Linked DNA regions of Homo sapiens: region 1 is linked to region 2. The links are chromatin loops, found by intact Hi-C in ENCODE. Cell type or tissue: IMR-90. All regions are shown on one strand. Links, peaks and the distances in the headings refer to the core of each region. The heading gives the core; the rest is flanking DNA. Region 1 overlaps RGS3 (regulator of G protein signaling 3). Region 2 has its middle 8.5 kb from the start of RGS3.

Region 1 (7,770 bases), core at 1,173-6,172, 110 kb before region 2:
TGACTTAGGCCCACTGCCAGAAGGAAGAGCATGTCCTGGGACCCTCTTCCCTCTCATCTGTGCCCGGAAGCTCTGATCTCCCAAGAGGCTTATGGCTCTAGCACACCTCCCACCATCCTGCCCCCATCCCCACTCCAATCCTGGAAGCCAGGGTACAGCTGGTTGTGCAGGGGCAGGCAGCACTCCCTGAGGCTGAGCCTGGCTGGTCTGCTGTGAGTGGCTCCAGCTTCTCCAGGCTTAGGGGGCTGAGCCATAAGCAGCCTTGTTTATTCCTGGGAGGAATGATGGTTTTCCCTAAGCAATGACATCTTGGAAACTGCCTGGCTCCACAAACAACAACAAACCTCCCAGCTTCGGCTTGGGCTGCAGCTTGCATGCGAAGGCTCCTGCCCAGAGGCGCCTGGGGAACAGGCTGGGGGCTGCTTCTCTGCTGCACCAAGCCCTGGCCCTGACCATTGACTTTTGGAAGCCAGGAAGAGGAGACGGCCTGCAAAGAATCAGAGAACTGGATATTTGGAAGGCACCTGGCAGTACTTGGTCCAGTCCCTAGTTGCTACAAAGGAGAAACTGAGGTGAGAAACAAGGCATATTTGCCTGAAATCATCAGTAAGAAGGGACGAGAAGGTGCCGCAGTCTCCAGCCCACCGACCAAGGGGCTTTGTCTATTGCACATGCTGCTTTTCCCAGAGGATAGCAGGGCTCTAGTCAGTGAGCCCGAAGGTCCAAAAGGGACATGTCACTGGTGAGTCCAGAAAGAGAGCCCCAAGATGAAACCTGGATACTCTGAGACATCCAGTTGGTGCAGTACAGAGAGGCCTGGGCAGGGGAACCTGAGTTCTTGTCCCTGATTTCCTGCTGAGTCGCATGTCACCTCAGGCAAGTGTCCTTCCTCTCCTGCCTCAGTTCTCTATCTATCTATCTATAGTTTGGTGCAAAAGTAATTGCGGTTTTACATTACTCTTAATGGCAAAAACCGCAGTTGCTTTTACACCAACCTAATAGAAGGCAAAGAGACTGCCATCTCCAGGGCCTTAAGAGGCCAATGGGAAGCAGCTCTCAAGGCCCCCAGGGACCCAGCTGGGGATAGGCACTCTCTCTTCAGCTGTGCCTCTTCTGAGGGAGCCACACAGACCACTGGCTTGAGGATCAATAACCCCAGACCTACTCTGGTTGGCACCATCCCAAGAGGGTCCAGGGAGCTGAGCTCCAATCCCCTGTAGTCTGTGCAAAGGTCCTTCAGCATTGCATTTCAACAAGCCAGGGCTATCCCCTCCACCCTCCATGGCCCAGGCTATGCTGTGAATTCCACCTAGCCCAGCATGACCCCTGAGTGGATTCTCCCTATGGTCTCCGCCAGGATGAAGCCAAAATTCTCCCCGCCTCACCTCCTATCAAACCCAGCCCCATCCCTTGGCCCTATGGATGCAACTTTGACATTCAGAGCCTAGGCCTCTCCTAAAGGGGCTCCCCGACAGGCCCTCTATGCCAGGCACAGAGCTAGGAGATGGGCGGACACAGCTGACTTGCATGTCACTGTTTGTCCTCAAAGAAAACCTGCCCTAGCCAGGACAATGCAACGCCCCTCTCCAACCATGCCCCAGGCCCCTGGCCAGGTCCTTGCGACTAAGGAATGAATAAGGCCCAGATTCTGCATACATAGGACACAAAGCAATATCCATGGGTGCCACCACCAATGGACAGACTCATTCTGGCTGGAGTATTTGCTCTAGTTGTGGAAGTTTGGATAAAATAAGACATGGAGGGGGAGGGGAGGGGAGGGGAGGGGAGGGGTTTCCAGGCAGCTGGAACAGCATTTGCAAAGGCAAGGAAGCCTGGAAGTGCAATGATTTCACTGATACCACATACTTATAATCAGAAGTCCCATCAACAATTTCTGGCTCAAAGCCCTGGAGACTTCTCACGAGGAGTGGTCACTTGCCTCAACTGCCTCATCCTCACAATCTGCCTGCTTCTCAGAAGCCAGTCTGGGCTTGCAGTGAGCCCTGTTGTGGAACTCGGCTCCCTGAAGGGCCTGCCCTAGGCTAAGCCACACCATGTGCTAGGGCTGGGGAAGAGGGGAGGTGCCCCTTGGCTGGGCACAGAGGACTCAAGGGGCCTTGGTGGAAACTTTGACTATGCCTGCAGTGCCCTGGCTGGGATCCCACAGGCACCAGCAGGGCAGCCTCTGCGGCTCCTTCCCTTGAGGAGATGTACCCACTCTAGCACTGGGAGAGGACGCCAGATAGCCACCCAGCCAGAAGGCCTGAGGGCAGCAGGATGTGGAAAGTTTTCAAGCATCGCTGTGGGGCCTGGTGTACCAAGCCTCTCAGGTCAGGAAGGTCAGATTTGAAGCTGAATTATAATACTTAGTTCAGGTCAGGGAAATGGTTTCCCACATGTCCTGTTCTTGCTGTTCTAGGAGGCAGAAGTTCTCTATCCTGGTCCCTGCTCAGCCACAGACCTGCTGCTCAAACTTGGACAAGGCTCCTCCCCTTTCTGGGTCCAGATTTATCCTCCTGCCCTGAGTCCTAGGGTTCAAGGGTTCTTCCTGGACACCTGGGAACAAGAATAGAGATGTGGACCCTCCAGGCTGGGAAAAGAATTAGCCTCTGTCTGCTCACAGTGGCCAGCTCTGTGGTGTGAGCCTGTCTCTACCACCACCCCCTGCCTGATGGGTCTCAGCTGGAGCCAAGGGAGCAGGTGCAGGCCCTCTCCCATGGGGTTGGAGGTCAGAGGCAAAGCATCTTTGCTTGTGCTTCCAGTGGACGTTTCAGCAGAGGCCGTCTCAGGGACCAAAGGCAACCCGCTGAGACTAGTTCCAGAGACCACCTCTTCCCCTGCCAGTGAAACTAGACACGAGCTTCCATCCCTGGTGCCTGGTGTGCGGCCAGCACCCCTGATACAATAGCCAACCCTGCTGGCTGAGCGCTCCCCTCCCATGCAGTGTCCCGACTTTTTGGCCACCAAACATTTCTTGTTTCTCTGAGAAAGAAAAGCTGGCTGTCCAGCCTAGAAGTGGGGAGCAGCCAACAGAGGAAGCATCCCCCAAAACTTGCAGGGCTCCCAGCCCCTGAGACAGACAGACAGACAGACACACACACACACACACACACACACACACACACACACACAGAGCTATCTCAGAACAGAGCACAAATGGTTTGGTTGCAACATGCCTATCAATGGCTGCCCTGGGGAAGAAACAATAGAAACAGGGGCACAGGGTGGCTTGGATGCCCGCCCACCACACACACAGTCCTGTCACCAAGGTACCTACCCAGCATACTCCAGCAGGGACCCAGGCGACTCCTGGCTGCCGCTCCTGCCAGCTCGCCCGCCCAGGTTTCCACCCGGCTCCTCCCGCAGGCGGGCGGCCGTGGCTGTGGCAGCTCCTGGCGGCCGTGTCAAGCGGCTGCCTTCCCCAGACAGAGCTCCTTTGTGTCAGCAGAGCTATTTATGGACTTACCCAAGTTCCCCAGGGGAGCGATACCTGCTAGGAAAAGCAGAACCAAATGACCAGGTTCCACCTCCCACATCTAGGTAGCGCTTTCAAAACCCTTGCATCACCCGTCCCTCCTCCTCTTCCTCCTCCTCCTACTTGTCCTCCTCCTCTTCCTCCTCCTCCAGCGCCTTTCCCAAACACACACCCTGTCTAGCCGGCCACCGCCACTCTGGAGAGAGGCTGGATTTCTTTCTTCCATTAAACAGAAAACTCTGTGGTTTCTCAAAGCACTTTCATCCGAGATGGAGTCCGGGATGTCTCAAAGAAGAGGGTCCTGGGCCAGCCCGTCCTTCTGCCCACCCCGCGAGGGGCCCAGCTGGCTCCCGGGTTACATGCTCACACGCATAGGCTGTGGGTCCCCTGTGGCTCATCCCCAGGGCCCAAGCTGGCCCCAAAGTGCTGCTCCGGGGGAGAGGCGTCCATCCCTCACAACGGCACCCCCTGGCACTGGGATCCCTAGCAGGCTCCACCCCACACACATCCTGAGGGCTCCCAGGCTGGGGCAGCGCAAAGCCGCCTCCAGCCGGCCTGCTGGCAGCCGCTCCCTGCAAGACCAAGCCAATCACCGAGGCACCGAGGCTTCCCTGTCACACCCCCACCCCGACGCTGTTCCTGTCCCAGTGGGAGGCTGCAACTGAACCCAGGCTCCTGCAGCCAGCACACGCTGACTTCCAGAATGCGACTGCCCCCAGGGTGGGGGGTGGCAGCTTCAGTCCCTTCCCAGCACACAGCTGAATCTTTGAATGCTAAACTCTGCAGAATCCTATGTGGAAAGAGAACCTGGGGCTTCCTCCCCCGGAGACAGCCAGCTGGGAGGGCAGTTTGGACTGTAACATCCTGTTACAGTAATATTGGCTATAATGAGAGTTACAGCCCTGAATGACAGAGACATCCCCAAGGAGGAACTGCGGGGGCAGTGGAACAAGCCCTGGACTGGGAGGAGAGGGTCCCCAGCTCCAGTTCCAGCTCCAGCACTGGTTAATTGGGTGTCACTGAGCAAGTTCCTTCCCCTCTCTGAGCCTCGGTTTCTTCATCTGTAAAAGGAGGCTGCTAACCTTAACCTGCCCACCTGTGGGATGAATAGAGGATTCTCTGAGCTGGCTCTTGGCTACCCTTTCTTGAGCATGAACTCCGTGCCAGGCCCTGTTCCCAGAGCTCTGCCTGCATTAATTCACTGAATCCTCACCAGCAGCTTGTGAGGAGGGGAGGACTATGATTACCCCAGTTACAGATGAAGAGTCCAAAGTACAGAATGGCAAAGGAAGTTGCCCACAGTCACATAGCCAGTTGTCTGTATAGCCAGGACTGAAAACTAGTTGCTCCTACTCACCATGCCCGCTCTTAACCACCATACAGCCAGACAACTGCAAGATGCTGCTGTGCCAGCACAGAGCTGTTCTCTGGTGCTGCAGTTTGTCATGATGTTGACAAATGCACCCTGGGCTGTCCCTGAGGCCCAAGTTGGGAATGCCCAACTTGTGGCTGGCTCCCACCAGAGCAGCAGGCATCCTGGGATGATGGCACAGAAAAAATGGACAGAAGGAGCCTCTATTTTCCCATGCCCACCCCACCCACCTTGGCCACCTAGGCTGAAGCACGGTGTCTCTGTCTCTTTCTCTCCCTATGGTAGAGACCCCCCAGGGTCTCGGGATGTTTCTGCCTGTATCCCTGCCCCTGTCTATCTCTGACTCTGTATTCCTGACTCTCTCACATACACAAGCATATACATGCACACTGCTACAAGAAAACATTCTTTATCGGGTCGACTCAGAATAGCCCTCCTCTGAGTTGGTCACTTACAAACTCCAACCAGTGTTTCATCTTGTCCCTGGGGGCAGAACCAAGGCAGTCCTTGCAGGGCCTAGGAACCTTCTAGACTGGAAGGCTGTCATCCTGCTGGCTCCTGAAAAGCAGGATTCACCCTTGGCCTGGGAAGCTAAGGAGGTGAGTCTCAAGAGATGGCCAATTCTGATGGAGCTAAACAATCACCAATGAGGCTGGCTGGTTTCTAGGATGGAATTTCTGGTGTGTGGGATAAGATTTCTTAGGGTGGGGAGCCTGAATATAGGATTCCTTCACGTCAGAGGTGCCCTCGAGCTTCAGCTGAGTTGTCACCTTCTTTCAATCAACAAACAGTTACAGAGCATAGACTCTGTGCCAGGCTCTGTGTTAGGCCCTGGGGATTGGCAGAGAACCAATAGGCAGGGCCCTGCATTCACAAAGCTGACAGTCCAGTGAGGGAGGCAGACATTAGCCATGGAGTGAGACTAATGACTCCAAAATTACGCCCTATGCTGTGATGGGCAAAGCAGCTCTGCCAACCCAGTGTGCTGAGTCCAGAACGAGTCCAGAATACATTCATCAATGCTCTGGACCATAGCATGGTGAGGAAAGGGTAGAGCAGCTCAGTGCCCCAAGGCCCAGAGCCTGCCAGGCCAGGATAGGAGAGCATCCCATGGCTGGAGGAGCCCTGGGGCAGCCACTGCCCTCTGCCTCCCATAGCTCCAGACACAAATCAACAGGGCTGGGGGGCCTCCCAGTGTATAGCCTAGGGCAGGATAGGGGAGTCACTGGCAGCCAGGCTTTCTAAGCCAGAGGGCCCTTGGAGATCTTTCACTGTTGTTTCCCATTTACAGTCAGTGAAACTGAGGCCCAGAGAGGGAAAGTAACTTTCCCAAGGAAACACAGCAACTGAGTGGCAGGGCTGGGATTGCTAACTCCCAGTCCAGTGCTCTGTTCACCACATCCCAGTGCTTCTCAGAGGTACATAAATGATGGTGCTGTTCAGTACAGGAGAAACTGGGATCTAGAGAGTGGTAAGATCTAGGTGGCCCACAGGCCCAGGGGTCAGCACCCGGGTACTCAGGAACTGGGCCCCAATCACTGATCCACATATTTCATACATAACAAACACTTATCTGACACATGACAGCACTGCTCTAAGCACTTTCTGATTACTGATTGATGGACTGATTGATTGAATCCTCATAGCCCTATCAGATATGATTTCTTTTTTTTTTTTTTTTTTTGAGACAGAGTCTTGCTCTGTCACCCAGGCTGGAGTGCAGTGGCACGATCTTGGCTCACTGCAACCTCTGCCTCCTGGATTCAGGCAATTCTCATGCCACAGCCTCCCTAGTAGCTGGGACTACAGGCGTGCGCCACCACACCCAGCTGATTTTTTGCATTTTTAGTAGAGGTGGGGTTTCACCATGTTGGCCAGGCTGATCTTGAACTCCTGGCCTCAAGCAATCTGCCCGTCTCAGCCTCCCAAAGTGCTGGGATTACGGGCAAGAGCCACGTGCCCAGCCTCAGATATGATTTCTAATATCCCCATTTTATGGATGTGTAAGCAGAGGCATAGAGAGACTAAGGTCACACTCTAGTAAGTTCAGGGCTACAGATGAAGCCCACTTCACTTTCCACTGTGTCCTGCACCATGGCGCAGGGCAGCCCATGGAACAGATGAGCCCATCAGTTACACAGAGAACTGTACAGCCCAACCACACAGGCAAACTCCACACTGTTCAGACAGGTTGGCAGCAGCTCCCAGGGCTAGGACCAGCGAGGTTCAGCAGGGACCCACCTCCTATTTTTGGAATACAGTACCCCCAAGCAGAGCCCAAGTCTTTAGACAGGCCCCAGGGGGGATGCAGCAACAGCCTGGGATGCAGCCAGGTGCCAGAGACAGGCTGCTCCCCTACAGCCCACACCACAGTGAGATTTCCGCTGTCTTCCTTTACTGCTTCCATTGCGTGAAGACCAATGCACCTCATGGGTTTATGCTCCCAAGACCCCATCACGAGCATGTAATTCAGCACTTTGGGAGGCTGAGGTGGGAGGATCATTTGAGCCCAGGAGGTCAAGACCAGCCTGGGCAACATAGGAAGACTCCATCTCTACAAAAAAAAAAAAAAAATTAAAAATTAGCTGGGCATGGTGCTGTGTGCCTGTGATCCCAGCTACTCAAGAGGCTGAAGTGGGAGGATCGCTTGAGCCCAGGAGGTTGAGGCTGCAATGAGCCGTGATAATTGTGCCACTGCACTCCCAGCTGGGTGACAGAGCAAGACCCCGTGAAAGAGAGAGACAGAGAGAGAGAGAGAGACAGAAAGAGGGGGAGAAGAAAGAAAAGAAAAGGAAAGGAAAGAAAGAAAAAGAAAAGAAGAGAAGGGAAGAGAAGAGGCCAGGCACAGTGGCTCACACCTGTAATCCCAGCACTTTGGGAGGTGGAGGCAGGGGGATAACTTGAGGTCAGGAGTTTGAGACCA
Region 2 (7,770 bases), core at 1,071-6,070:
TATAGACCAAAGGTAAAAGATAAAAGTAAGAATAGAAGTTAATTAAATAGAAAATATACAATAGAGGCTGGATGCAGTGGCTCATGCCTGTCATCCCAACACTTTGGGAGACCAAGATGGATGGATCACCTGAGGTCAGGAGTTCAAGACCAGCCTGATCAATATGGTGAAACCCATGTTTGCTAAAAATACAAAAGATAGTCAGGTGTGGTGGCATGCGCCTGTAGTCCTAGCTACTCGGGAGACTGAGGCATGAGAATCACTTGAACCCGGGAGGCAGAGGTTGCAGTGGGCCAAGATAATGCCACTGTGCTCCAGCCTGGACAACAGAGCAAGACTCTGTCTCAAAAAAAGAAAAAAGAAAGAAAATATACAATAGAGCAGATCTATTAAAATGTGGCGAAACTAGGCCAACATTCTCCCAGTTTTGTCACTTTTTTTTAAAGAAAAGCCAGCAATCTTAAATAATCCATGTAATATTTCCCAATTTGTTAATATTAATAACTCATTCAAAATGTTTTAAAATGTTATGAAGGCTAAATAGAATACATCTATACCCCACAGCTAGTTTGAAATTTCTACATAGCCCAATCTGACTTATGAATATAAATGTAAAAATACTAATAAAATACAAGCAAATCAAATCCAACAGTATATTCATGATCAAGTTGGTATTTATCCTAGAGATGCAAAAATGGTTCAAATTTAGTGAACATATTAGTGCAGGGGTTGGCAAACTATGGCCTACCAACCAAATCTGGCTGGCTGCCTGTTTTTGTACAACAGGTGAGCTAAGGATGCATTTTACATTTTCAAATGGTTGGGTGAAAATTTTTAAAGTTAAAGACTTTTCTATGGCCAGAAAAATGTAAAATGTTTTTAACTAAAAAAATGAATTTGGCCAGGCACAGTGGCTCACGCCTGTAATCCCAGGACTTTGGGAGGCCAAGGCAGGCGGATCGCTTGAGGTCAGGAGTTTGAGACCAGCCTGAGCAACATGGTGAAACCCCGTCTCTACTGACTCGATCATGCATACACTGTGGGATTTGATTTGCTAATATTTTATTAGTATTTTTACATCTATAGGCATCAGTCAAATTGGTCTATGAAGAGATTTTTACCTTTGACCTTTTGTCTATAGTTTCCTGTTTCTAACCTTATTTGGTTTTTGTCTCTGTCTAGCTTCCTACCTAGCACTGACAAATCTTCATTTTTTTCCTGGGTTCTGAAATAGCCAAAATTGCATTGGCATCATCTGTTTCTTGAAGGTCTTATAGAAATTGCCTCAAAAGCTACCTGGGTTTTCTAGTAACCAAGGAAATGAAAAAGAAAAAAAAATCTGGCCCACCATTTGCTTTCAGAAAGTTCAAGCATTTGTATTTATATATGAAGCAACTAAGATGCAGAGTTGTTAACTGAATCAGGTTGCTAAACTAGTAAATAAACAGTGGGGAAATAAAAATCCAGCTCCCAGCAAGAGAACCATTATAGAATACCATCTCTCCCAGCAGTCCTCTTGCTCAAAGTGGCAAGGCTACGGTCTAGCAGGACTGAGACTTCTGTGGCTACTGACACATTAAAGTTCAATTCAACAAGTGTTTGCTAAGCACCTATGGAGCTGAGCCTTATAACTGGGCACTGGGGATACATATAGCAGTGAAAAAGATGGAGTTTATAGTCAAGTGGGAGATTGGGTAAGCATTACAATAGAGGAAACACAGCAACCTCTGGAAGCATAGAATAACATTTCACTTAATCTGGGGAGCTAGGCAAACCAAGATGATAAAGGGGGTCAAGGAAGACTGCCCAAAGAAAATCACCTGCAGTATGATTTAGCCAAGTATAGGAGAGGAAGGAAGGGTTACAGGCAGAAAGAACAAAACATGTAAAGGCCAGAAAGTGAGAGGGGGCGTTGTACGTTTGAGGAACTGAACAATGGGAAATGTGGCAGGGAACTTAGAACGTGAGGGAATCAGTAATATGCAAGAAAGTAAACAGGGGCCAAATCATACAGGGCCTCGGCCAGGCGCGGTGACTCACGCCTGTAATCCCAGCACTTTGGGAGGCTGAGGTAGGTGGATCACCTGAGTTCAGGAGTTTGAGACCAGCCTGGCCAACATGGTGAAACCCATCTCTACTAAAATACAAAATTAGCCAGTGTGGTGGCGCATGCCTGTAATCCCAGCTACTCGGGAGGCTGAGGCAGGAGAATGGCTTGAACCCGGAGGCAGAGGTTGCAGTGAGCTGAGATCATCGCATTGTACTCCAGTCTGGAAGACAAAAGCGAAACTCTGTCTCAAAAAAAAAATAAATAAATCATATAGGGCTGCATATTTTATTATAAGGAGATTGGGCTTTATTTTAAGAGCATAGAGCAGTTGTCAAATATTTTAAGCAAGATCCCAACAGCCTTTAATTCACATTTTAGAAAGATTGCTCTGGCTAGAATACGAAAAAAAAAAAAACAAATTGGTTAGGGGTGGAGGCGTTTGCATGACATGAGGGTCGGAAGCAAAAATTGCTCTTAGAAGTCTTTTCTGGTCATCCAGGTAAAAGATGACAATGACCAAACTAGGGAAGTGGCAATAGGGATGGAAAGAGATAGAATCAACAGGCCATGGTGATTGAGTAGAAGATGGAATGCAAGGAATTCTGGCTTGAGAAATTGTTTAGAAGTGCCCTTTGCAGAAATGAAGAACATGAGAGGCAGGGCTGAACTGAGGGGAGAATGGATGAGTTCAACTGTGAGCCTGCTAAGGTTGGGTGACCCATGTGCCATCCAAGTGAAGATGTCAAGTGAACAGTTGAACATAATGGTCTGAAGCTCAGCAAAAAATACTTAGGCTAGAAATATAGATTTAGGAATTCCCTGTGAGGCCATGAGCATGCATAAGACAGCCCACAGGGAATGTTTAATGTGAGAAAGCTCAGGACAGAACCAAGAGTAGTACCAACTGAAAAAACAGGCAGAGGAAGAAAGGCCTGAAAGGGGAAGGAAAAGTCAGGGGATGTATTAAGAAGGAAATAATAGTCAACAGTGTCAAATATTGTTAAGAGGTCCAGTAGGTTTAATAACTGAGAAGTGTCCATTAGATTTAGCAACAAGACAGTCCCTGTTGACCTTTCATCCCAGAATAAAATGCTGGGGGGCAACAACTTCACATGAATGAAAAGGTACCAAATTTACTCTAAAAGGAAAAACACCCTGGACTCAAAGCCAGACGATATTCTTGGGTCAGGTTTTTTTCATGTCCTAAATTTAACCAGCTGGAATGCTTTGTTAAGTGGTATTTTATTCACCCTTGAAATGAAGGATTTGCCTTTTAAAAGTGTCTCTGTAATTCATCTTCAAGGTAGAACAAGGTGGTATCTTTGGGTTAATTGTTCTCTACAGAAACAGATGCTGGTTGCTGTAAATACCACTGAGGAACTTTAATGTGCCCCAGATGTAGAAGCCTCTAGTGACCTAAATACACAAACAGGGACTAAAGAGAACCAAGTAAAAGATTCAAGATTTCAAGTGTAAGCGGAGAGATACTGCTTCAAAGTGGAAGAGACCAAACCTTCACCACCAAAGGAATGTGAACTAGTAAGTTGAGTCCAAAGATAAAAGCTAAAGACTTGATAAGAGCCAGAAAAGCAGAGTGCCTGGTCTCTGCTAGAATGACTCAGCACCCTCGCAGTTAGGCTGGAAGCCCTTTCAGCCTCTTCAAGAGCTGCTTTTCCTGGCCTGATAATGAGCAACTTGGCCTGGCATAATCCTACATTCCAGAGGCCCTCAGTTTTTCAAAATTAAAAAACAATATAGACTTCTGTTTCCAGCCAAGATGGAATAACAGGAACTGGATTTTCCCTTCACCTGAAACAACTAAAAGACTGGACAAAATATATGAAACAATGGTTTTTAAGATATTGTACATCAGGCAACGAAGGACAGTGATCCCTGAGAAACAGAAAAGAGACAAGCTGTGCCCTGTGATCAGCCCAGCTTATTCCCGGGAGAGACTTTCCAAAAGGGAGAGGGAACTCAGGCCAACTCCAAATCCCTGAACTGAGAAGTTCGGGAGGCCAAGGCAGCTAGAGTTCCAAGGCAGAGTACCAGAGAGGAGACAGTCACACAAAGAGAGGGCCCCAGAGGTCTCCAGAGAGTCCCCACTCACAACTTCAGCTAAGTGCTAATGAGCTCATGGGTTTGAGGAAAGTATCCCAAGGCTGGGGAAAGAACCACCAAAGAATTACAGGGAACAATCTTTAAAGCTCACACAGGGCCAGGAATAGTTCTTAAGCTCATCAACCAGAGTGGAAAGACCTTCTAATTCCTTAGGAGGTATTAGATAGAATACTCAGAAGGGTCTTCCCTCAGTTGTGGGGAATAATCAACCCTAGATTAAATGCTGTACTTGTCCATCTAAAAAAAAAAAAAAAAAAAAAAGTTTAAAAGCAAGACCCAAAAGGATCAAACTGTTTTTGATTTTGGTTTTTGTTTTGTTTTGTTTTGTTTTGTTTTTTTGATACTGTCTCGCTCTGTCGCCCAGGATGGAGTGCAGTAGCAAGATCTCAGCTCACTGCAACCTCCACCTCCCAGGTTCAAGTGATTCTTATGCCTCAGCCTGCTAAGTAGCTGGGACTACAGGTGTGCACCACCCCACCTGGCTAAGTTTTGTATTTTTAGTAGAGACAGGGTTTCACCATGTTGGCCAGGCTGGTCTCAAACTCCTGACCTCAAGTGATCCACCCACCTCAGCCTCCCAAAGTGCTGGGATTACAGGCATGCACCGCACCCAGCTAGGATCAAACTGTTTCTAAGTAACTTAACTGCATCCCAGAACAAGCTAAAGAATACTTGTAAGAATATAAAAATATCTAGAACCCAAAAAGGCAAAATTTGTTAAATCTGGTATCTAATAAAAAGTGAACAGGTATGGCAAAGAAGCAGAAAAAAATATGAACCATAATAAGGAGAAAATCAATAGAAACCAACCGAGAAATGACATGTTAAGTACGCCAGGTATGGTGGCTCACACCTGTAATCCTAGCACATTGAGCAGCTGAGGCAGGAGGATGGCTTGAGGCCAGGAGTCTGAGACTAGCCTGAGCAACTTAGACCCCATCTTTACAAAAACTTTTAAAATTAGCTGGGCATGGTGGCACATGACTGTGGTCCTAGCTACATGAGAGGATGGCTTGAACTCAGGAGTTCGAGGTTGCAGTGAGCTATGATCACAGCCTGGGTGACAGAGCAAGACCCTGTTTAAAAATAAAAATAAAAAAAGAGTATGTGAAGTAAAGACATGGAAGATATATATATTTATTATATTATATAATCATATAATGAGTATATTATATAATCATATAATGAGTATATTATATAATCATATAATGAGTATATTATATAATCATATAATGAGTATATTATATAATCATATAATGAGTATATTATATAATCATATAATGAGTATATTATATAATCATATAATGAGTATATTATATAATCATATAATGAGTATATTATATAATCATATAATGAGTATATTATATAATCATATAATGAGTATATTATATAATCATATAATGAGTATATTATATAATCATATAATGAGTATATTATATAATCATATAATGAGTATATTATATAATCATATAATGAGTATATTATATAATCATATAATGAGTATATTATATAATCATATAATGAGTATATTATATAATCATATAATGAGTATATTATATAATCATATAATGAGTATATTATATAATCATATAATGAGTATATTATGTAATCATATAATGAGTATATTATGTAATCATATAATGAGTATATTATGTAATCATATAATGAGTATATTATGTAATCATATAATGAGTATATTATGTAATCATATAATGAGTATATTATGTAATCATATAATGAGTATATTATGTAATCATATAATGAGTATATTATATAATCATATGAGTATATTATATAATCATATGAGTATATTATATAATCATATAATGAGTATGTAAATTTATATAAAATATATTTCTATATTATATAAATATATATAATGTATACTTATATATTATATATTATATATATTATATATTATATATAAAATATAATATATATTTATATTTATATATTATATATTATGTATAAATATATTTTATTTATATATCATATATAAATATATTTTATTTATATATTATATATAAATATATAATATATATTTATATATATAAAAAGACCCAATTGAACAACTAGAGGTGAAAAATATAATGCCTGAGATAAAAAACACAAAAGGTGGGATTAACAATGGGTTAGACATTGCACAAAAAAAGATCGGTGAACTCGAAGACACAGCAGTAGAAACCACCCAAAATTAAACACAAAGAAGACCAAAATAAATGAATAAATGGATCATCAGTGAGCTATGGAACAACTTCAAGCAGCCTAATAGACACATATTATTAACTGGAATAGATATGTATAATAACTGGAATCCCAGAAGAAAGTAGGGGACAGAAAATATATTTAAAGAAATAGTGGTTGGGCTTTTTCCAAGTTTGATGAAAACTGTAAACCCCACAAATCCAAGAAGGTCAATGAACTCTGAGCAGAAGAAACGTGAAGAAACCTAAAAGTACATCATGATCAAATTGCTTAAAACTAGTGAAAAGATAAAATCTTAAAAGCAGCCAGAAAAAAAAAAAAAACTACACATTACATACACAGGAGCAAAAATAAGAATGACATCAGACGTCTCATCAGAAACTATGTGACAGAAGACAGGGAAGCAATATCTTTAATGTATTGAAAGAAAAAAAACAGGCTGAGTGCAGTGGTTCATGCCTGTAATCCCAGCATGTTGGGAGGCCGAGGTGAAGGGATGGTTTGAGGATGGCTTGAGGCCAGCCTGTGTATATAAATAATAGCAAGACCCATCTCCACAAAAAAAATTTAAAAAGTAACCAGATATGGTGGTGCATGCCTGTAGTCCTAGCTACTCGGGAGGCTGAGGTGGGAGGATTGCTTGAGCCCAGGAATTTGAGGCTGCAGTGAGCTATGATCACACTATTGGACTCCAGCCTGGGCAACAGAGTGACCCCCTGACTCTTAAGAAAAATAAAACAAAAAGAAGAAAAAGAAAAACAGAATTCTTTACCCAGCAAAAAATATCTTCCAAAAATGAAGGTAAAATAAAGATTTTTTTCAGACTTACAAAAGCTGACTGAATTCATCATCTGCAAACATGCGCTACAAGAAATGTTAGTCTTTCAAGTTGTGGGAAAATGGTACCATATGGAAGTCTGGATCTACACAAAGGAATAAAGAGAACACTGGAAATGCTAACCACATGGGTATATATGAAATAGCTTTTCTTATTATTTAAATCTGTTTAAAAGAACAGTATAACTAGGATAGGAACCATTGACTTAAAAAAAAAAAACACCCAGAGCTCCCTGCATCCTGTAATAAATTGCATATGTTGCCTTCTGATTAGATAATTGCAAGAAGCAAACTCAAGGGAAGCTATTAGCAAGTTAGCAATTGCAATCATGTGGGAATATGGATGCTACTTATGGAAGAAAATAATATAGATATGTGTAGTCTAAAATGCAACAACCACAGTTGAGATCAGCTGGATTGCACTCAGGTTTGAATATAAGGCTTATGTAGAGTAAAGTCTGTTTCTGGATCCATGTACTGTGATGGTGAAGTGCCCTTCCAGTGGACATAGCAGACCATACTGTAAAGAAACAGGGGCAAAGGTCATGGCATCCAGG

The links. Peaks named below come from ENCODE experiments on the same cell type or tissue, not always from the same donor. Only the 100,000 strongest peaks of a DNase experiment are listed, where the experiment ranks them.
Region 1: a loop joins it to region 2, with 4 times the contacts of the local background. A loop is called at or near these places in 16 of 110 quality-filtered maps.

The regions. Positions count from the first base shown.
Region 1 is chr9:113,561,238-113,569,007 of GRCh38, reverse strand. The region is part of intron 17 of RGS3 (regulator of G protein signaling 3); the gene reads right to left. Among named protein-coding and RNA genes, the nearest start is that of RGS3, 100 kb to the right of the region's middle. RefSeq lists a silencer at 3,323-3,402 and enhancers at 3,385-3,679, 3,106-3,826, 3,827-4,548. In IMR-90, for the core only: a CTCF peak has its summit at 3,394; a DNase peak (open chromatin) is centred at 4,027; H3K4me3 peaks cover 1,771 bases; H3K27ac peaks cover 1,436 bases.
Region 2 is chr9:113,451,346-113,459,115 of GRCh38, reverse strand. It overlaps a transcript of RGS3 not described here. Among named protein-coding and RNA genes, the nearest start is that of RGS3, 8.5 kb to the left of the region's middle. In IMR-90, for the core only: no CTCF peak of the experiment used is centred there; a DNase peak (open chromatin) is centred at 3,665; H3K27ac peaks cover 2,254 bases.